2 separate regions of the Homo sapiens genome follow, and region 2 is linked to region 1. The links are chromatin contacts, found by Hi-C or POLR2A ChIA-PET in ENCODE. All regions are on one chromosome and are shown on one strand. Each heading gives the region's core, a stretch centred on a gene start or an enhancer-like site at or near the end of the contact. The rest is flanking DNA. Distances are from core to core; before and after follow the strand shown.

Region 1 (3,630 bases), core at 1,131-3,630:
GATCATCATGTTTTCAAGGTTCATCCGAGTTGTAGCATGTTATCAGTGCTTCATTCCTTTTCCTGGCTGAAAAACAGTCCATTACTGGTGTATGAATAGACCACATTTTGTTTATCCACTCATCAGCTGACGGGCACTTGGGTTGTTTCCACCTTTTGACTATGTGAATAACGCCACTATGAACATTTGTGTACAGGTTTTTGTGTGAACCAGTCTTCAGTCCTCTTTAGTATATATTTAGGTATGGAATTGCTGGGTCATATGGTAACTTGAAGTTTAACTTTTTGAGGAACTGCTAAATCCACCATCTGATTTTGAACTGAACACCAAAGCCCCAGTGGGAATCACAGAGAATCTTAACTATGTCTGTCTAGGTTCAAGAATGTTAGCTTAAAAGAAGGCCTAAGAGAGCGGAACAAACCCTGATTGTCCAGGAACCCCTCAGTAACTTTACCTTTGCTCCCTGCCACAACACACATACACACAGACACACACACACACAATCTGATTTACACAAAAATTTGCTCAGTCAATCCTGTTTTCTCTGCCAAGAGCATCCACCCTGATCTCAAGGGTATTATTCCACAATAAGCAGCCCATAGGACTACTGAAAAACCAGGAAGTTACATTTATGCCAAAGCTGTTCAGAGGTTGTGCCTCAGAAGACACACAGCAGGAACCGTGTGGGCTCTGATCAAAGCAAGAATGTCATCCCAGAGTTGCTCCAGTATTGCTTCACAAATATTACAAATAAAACACGATGCTTTTTGAGTCGTCATGGCTCACACAAAGGGTAGGTTTCAACATCAGCCTCTGGAGAGCCACATTCCCAGAGTGGCCGTCCCGGATAAGAAGGCCACTACAGCACGACTCACAGCACCATGGAGGTTTCCTCCACCTGCGGGACACAGCAGGATGGAGACGGTTGGGCGGCCTCCCTTCCTGGGACACTCCATGGCCAGCCCCTCAGGGACTACTTGAAGAACAGAACCCCCAAAAGACCAGTTTCTGAAAAGGGACTCAAAGTCTAAGGGAGGCAGCCTCCTTTTATCCCCAGGGGAGGGCAGCTCTGGGGCAGACAGGTTCATCTGGATGTCATATTCACTCCCGCACAGAAAACCTAGGCCAAGCAATTTGTCCATCCTCCTCAGAGCCAGTTTTGTGGTCCCCATGGTCTGCCCACCACCTGTACCTGGACGCTGGCTTCATTTGGCCACCAGACAAAAGTCAGGCTGGCCCTGGAGTCCACCGGCCTGCCCAGCCCATCACTTCTGGGCTAGGTAGTGCTAAGCCTGCCCAGCCCACCCTGGCTGGGGCTCAGTGCCCTCTTCTTGGTGACACACTGTGCTCCTTGGAGAACTCCTCTCTAGGTGCTGGGGTGAGGGCAGGTGTGATCTGAGATCCCGGGGCTCTCTGGCAGGTGCATGCACGCACACTGGAACCTGATACAGGCTTTTGAACACAGGTGCACAGTCCAGAAACCTGCAAGTCCCATCCCAAACTATATCTGACTCTCTGCCCTATGCCTGTCCTCCTACAGGATCATCAGCCCCCAAGAGACCTCACCACTCCCCATCCTCACCTTAAATTCCAGGGTCAAAAAGACTCTCCTTGTAGGGAAAGGTAGGGTGTGTTGATCAGGTGGTGTTGGAAGGAGAGCCCCAATATAGGCCACTAATTCAGTTCCAGGTGGACTGCACGCGTCCCATCAGAGTTAGTTTACTCACCGCTGGTCTTTGTCCCTGCAGCACCCAGGGCTTCGGGAAGGGAGAAGCAGACTTCCTAGTGCTGCACCCCCCAGCTCCCCCGAGCCTATGGGCACTGGGTTGACTCCAGTTTCTTTCCTCTTAGAGACTGAGGTTTCTCCCTTTCCTCTCACACCTGCTTCTGTCCGGACCGGCCGCTTCTACCCAGCGGACCCTCGGACGGTCCTCGCAAGATCCGGGTTACACCCGCCCCGTGTTCCCTCTTCCCCGGTTCGCCCTTCCCGGCCTAAGCCCATCTTCCTTAGGAAAACTTAGCAGGGATTTAGGGGCCAAACCAGGAGGGTGGAGTTTTCTTTGCCCTCGGCCAGGAGCACATCTCCCTGTTGCGTTTTTTGGGGGAGACAGAGAGGGGCGGGCCTGAGTCGAGTATCCCTCTCCTCGCAGCGCCACAACTGCGCGCACCGACCTCCCCACGCCAGACGCGGCGTGAGCCAGGCCTCTAATCCGCTCGCCCCTCTTCCGGGTCCCGGTCCCGCCCGGGGCGCCCGGGGTCTCGAGAGCCCGCCTGGCGGCGCGATCTCACCTGTCGGCCGCGCCCGCGCGCTCTCGCTCCGGCTCCCGCTCCCGCTCCCGCTCCCGCTTGGTCGTCTTCCCGAGTTACTGACCCGAGGCGCTCCCGGGCGGGGCGTGACTCAGCACTCGTGCTGGTCCCCGACCCCGCGGCAACGCCCCGGCCAGGCCCCGGAAACGGTCCTGGCACGCTGGGGCTGGTCTCCGAACGGCCCGCCGGACTAACCTTGACCCTGAGCGAACGGCCTTGAACTTTGAAACAAATGCTCCCATGGCCAGATGTCGCCTCTCCGGCTCCTGCCAGCACCCGCGCCCCAGTCCTGCCGAGCCATTCAGACTTGGTTTAAAGTGTCCTTTCAGCATACTTTAAAGCAAAAAAGAGAGAGAGAGAGAGAGAGAGAGAGAGAGAGAGAGAGAGAGAGAGAGAGAGAGAGAGAAGGAAGGAAGGAAAACAAGCATCCCCCTGTTCCTCTGATTTTCTCGAGGACACCTTTAAAGCCACTGGAACCTTGGAGAGTGGGGTTCCCCTCACACGTTGGGCGCACTGCCAACATCCTTCCTTCAGACATACACATAATAATTCCGCAAACCCTGTTGAGCTCCTACATTTGCCAGGCACTGTGCTAGGCGTTGGAGGGATAACTTGGAGAGAAAACTGACAAGGTTCCTGCTTTCACGGAGGCGACAGTCTGGGAAAAGACAGATATTAAACACACCACCAAAAAATACATGTATAGAGAAAACAAAAACCATGTATCACCAACTGCAGTAAGAAAGATTGGGCATGGCCAGGCACGGTGGCTCATGCCTACAGTCCCAGCACTTAGGGAGGCCAAGGCGGGAGGATCGTTTGAGCCCAGGAGTTGGAGACCAGCCTGGGCAACATAGCGAGACCTACAAAAATTAGCCGGGCTTGTTGGTGCACACCTGTAGTCCCAGCTTCTCGGGAAGCTGAGGTGGGAGGATTGCTTGAGCCCAGGAGTTTGAGGCTACAGTGAACCATGATCATTCCACTGCACTCCAGCCTAGGTGACTGTGAGATTCTGTCTCAAAAAAAAAATAATAATAATAATAATAATAAATGAAATGAAATGAAAAAATAAAAAAGAAAGACTGAGGGCAAAGGAAGGGTGCAAATACTTCTCTCCAAGGATGAGAAAGAGGTAGATTTAGGTAAAGAGGAAGGAAGTGTGGTCTGGATGTGCAAAGACCCACAGGCAGGACAATGACCTGGAAGGCAGTGTATTGCCAGCTCAAATCAGACCAAGCTAACTCAGCGAAAGATAAGCCATCTCCATCTACTTACTGCAAATATTAGCACCTACTTTAAGAGTTGTGGATAAGGGCCAGGCAC
Region 2 (3,595 bases), core at 741-3,240, 140 kb after region 1:
CAGAGTGAGGTCTCAGGATGAGAGGGAAAGTATTGACCATGGGACATGGTAATGGTTACAAAATAGTATGTACATGCATTATAAGTCTGTACTCTGTATAAAAAGTGTGCGTTTATGTGAACTGTAGGTGAACAGAAAAAATAACAATGTTTGTCCACAAGGGGTGGTGTTTCCTCAAGTGATTTTTATTTTCGGTTTTTCTAGCTTGCATTTAACCTTTCTAATCAGAAGGAAACTGATACGTGTGATAAAATACTGATGATGTCACTGGTTCTTGGCCCTGACTCATATCAAAATCACCTGGCTTTTAACAATACAGCTCCTGCCCCTTCCAACTGGATCAGAATCTCTACAGGGTGGTAGGGAAGGATGGATGATGGGCAGGGGATGGGGTTGTTCAGGCACTGGTATTTTTCAAAAAACTCCCCTGGTGATTTCCATGTGTAGCCGGATTTGAGAACCACTGAACCATACAGCCCCTGCCCTCCCGCCACTCACAGTCAAGTTTAGTGTGGCTTAACATTTTGGGGGTCATCAAATTCTTTAAGACTCTGATGCATTTTGGTTCCTTCACAGATGCTTTCCTAGGGCTTCCTTTTGTTATGCCAATCAATGGTTCCTGTCTGGAGGAATTTATGGTCTCCAAAAGCATTGGATCCGCTCCCAAAAAGAGCCCTGGATTTTGGCACACACTTTCAAGGCAGTGTTGGGCATCAGGTTTTGGGCTCACCCTGCATCCATGAGCCCTTCTTTCTCGAGTACTGATTTTTCCCCTGGGGAGTCAGCCTCCTCCTCACATGGAGCTTTTGAGGGACCGTCCATCAGGTGTCTGCACCAACCGCTGGCCAGAGGATGCCAATCAGACCTCTTCTGCTTTGGATTTGCCTCTGAGTCTTCATAACACAGCTTTTCCTTCCATTGGATGACCTCCCCACACCCTTCCAATGGATTCCCAGTGTTGGTTAGGTTGGCCAGCACTCGTTTCTGTTGCTTATAACCCTAGTGTCTTGGTGAATACAAGGGGATTCAAGTTAGTCATCCATGGACCTCCTGGGAGTCTGCAGAGTCCAGGTTCAGAATCCCAGGGTCAGAGAAAGTGTTAGAGATGGGCAGGGGTAGCACCATAGACCCCCAAGTTTCCTGTTCCCTAGATTAGATGTTTGTGCCCACCTCCCTCCCCAACACCATCCCACACGCTGTCTCTTAACAGGCCATGTAATCTTCCACGGAGACTGTGCTAATGCAGAGAGGAAAGGACACTGACCTGGGAATCAGAAAGCGTGGCCTTGAGAGCTGGCCCCATGGTGGTCACTGACTGCATATAACAGAGGTTGGGGGCTGGGCACAGTGGCTCATACCTATAATCCCAGCACTTTGGGAGATGGAAGGAGGCAGATCACAAGGTCAGGAGTTCGAGACCAGCCCGGCCAACATGGTGAAACCCTGTCTCTACTAAAAATACAAAAAATTAGCCGGGCGTGGTGGCACATGCCTGTAATCCCAGCCACTTGGGAGGCTGAGGCAGGAGAATTGCTTGAACCCGGGAGGTGGAGGTTGCAATGAGCTGAGATCGCACCACAGCACTCCAGCCTGGGCAACAGAGCGAGACTCCATCTTGAAAATAAAAAAGAGAGAGAGAGAGAGGTTGGGGGCTGGGAAACTTGGTTTGGAGGAGAAGCTTGGGAACTTGTCTTAGAGCTGCTTTAGTACAATTTTTAAAGGGAGGTATAGTTAGTTTGGGGTGGCTGGGAGACTGATGATAGTAGACCCTAAGCCCCCATGCCACCTCTTGGTATTCCAAAGAGAACTGGGGAGATCTACTTCATCCCTGTGTTCTCCTTGGCTTTCGAATGTGGATGACCTGGGCTTCCTGCCTCTCCCAACCTCATGGAGTTGTTAATACATTCAGAGAGACAGCAGAGTAAATTACAAAGGGCCTTGCAGAACTTCAGACTGCTTATTGACTGCATTAGCTATCTGCCAGGCAGCTGTGGGGAACCAGTAGGTCGCAGTGTGGTTTCAGTTCATTTGGGTTTGTTCCCAGGGAAGCAAGCCTTGGCAAAAGCTTTCTTAGTACTGCTTAGGAAAGTAAAAAGTGGATGTGGCAGAGGATCTAGGAGGAAGGAGGCCTCTTGAGAACTATAACCTCCTACTGTTCCTCTTGCAGGCTGAACCAAAGCCCCTCCATCCCAGGCACCCACCACAGCAACATGGATTCTGCAAGCCTGACCTCTTTTTGGTGAATGAGAGCAGGTTGCCCTTCCAAGAATCATTTGGATTGGCAAAGGCCAAAGAATTTGAGGGCTGAGTTGCTAATACAGCCATCAGGAGCCCCCAAGCGAGCCCCTCTTTATACTTCTCTTCTACTCTGAGGCCTTTTTATTTCTCCTTACTTCCTGCAGGAGGTCTCCGGTTTTACCCATCAAAAATTGTATTCAGAAAAGGTTCTGATACAAATCATTTACCTCATAGTGAAAACTGAACTGCCTTTATCACATACTGAGCCTGTACTCTCAGTCTATTTAAAAGAATTCCAGGCCTTAGAGAGTGGATGTGGAAGAGGCTTAAGGTGGGAGAGGAGGGGAAAGTAAAGGGGAGGCAGGGATTTCCCTCTCTCTTTCTCTTGGAAAGGCTAAACATATGCCCTGGAGCACCTTTCCGGGTTCAATGGCTGGCTGCTTCCTCAAGGTCTGCAGGTTCAGTTTACCTGCAGTGCTGGCCACATTTCACGTCCTGCTTCAGCTAAGTGTAGAGATTTTTTTTTTCTTTTAGTTAAACTAGAAATGTCTTAGGGGTAGAAAGCATGCCTTGTTCAGCTTGAAATGCTCCTCATTATCTGGCACAGGGCCTAGAACATAAATATGATTAATGTATGTTGATAAGTTAGGTACTAAAGGCTATGAATTCTCCTAGACACACTGCTTTAGCTGTATCCCATAGGTGCTATTAGATAGTATTTCCATTATTTTTGAAATTTGTTTTGTACAACATCAAGCTATCTCTGACAAGGAAAGGAGAATTATCTTCATTTCACAGGAAAATCAAAACTCAAAGACAAAAAGAGACTTGCTCTAAGAATACAGCATGCAGTAGTGGTAGACCTCCAGATTTTGCTGGGCTCTGGGATTCAGGGTGCATCAAATAAGCCAGGACGCCTGTTCTGAGTTTGAGCTCCTGCTTAGGCTCTGCCATCTCCATCCATTTTCTCATCCTCTTTGGGTATCATCAGGTCACATATAAAGACCTCTAGGGTCCATTAGCAGCAATTAGGGATCCTTGATTTGGAAGGAACTTTGCCTTCCTGAGGCTTCTGCTACAAAGCTGACACTTTATGAACAGTGCATGTATCACCTAAAACCTTGCCTAAAACCAGGCATACAGTGGCCAAAGGCAGAACCGGGGTCACTCTGTGCTCAACTGAGAAATAATAGAAGAGGACACCTAACCCCTTTGAGATCCATTACCTCCTAACGAGGCATCACTGCTTGGAGTCCTAGGTTACTTAACGTTCTCTCTCTCCCCATCCCTAGCAGAATCTTCTTTTAGGAAATATTCTGATAAACTTGTTCACATGGATGAGGAAATGACTCATAAC

The links. A loop is a pair of places that touch in the nucleus more often than their neighbours do. ChIA-PET counts read pairs that join two places held with the same protein, here RNA polymerase II (POLR2A). Pooled maps may share reads with other maps.
Region 2: a pooled map shows a loop between it and region 1 (2.3-fold over the local background). The contact joins the enhancer-like site here to the promoter of AIFM2 in region 1. A Hi-C loop is called at or near these places in 8 of 50 pooled maps. POLR2A ChIA-PET finds 5 or more read pairs at or near these places in 10 of 52 experiments (A549, BJ, H1 and 6 more).

The regions. Positions count from the first base shown.
Region 1 is chr10:70,130,445-70,134,074 of GRCh38, forward strand. It overlaps AIFM2 (AIF family member 2), which reads right to left and starts at 2,381. Exons shown (of 9, transcript NM_032797.6): 1 at 2,290-2,381. RefSeq lists an enhancer at 2,172-2,672 and silencers at 2,194-2,403, 2,236-2,555.
Region 2 is chr10:70,272,832-70,276,426 of GRCh38, forward strand. All of the region lies in intron 1 of NPFFR1 (neuropeptide FF receptor 1), which reads right to left. Among named protein-coding and RNA genes, the nearest start is that of NPFFR1, 9.4 kb to the right of the region's middle. RefSeq lists an enhancer at 304-403. Within about 2 kb of position 1,991, at least 6 of the 41 ENCODE cell types and tissues checked have a DNase peak (open chromatin) inside an H3K27ac peak, as active enhancers do.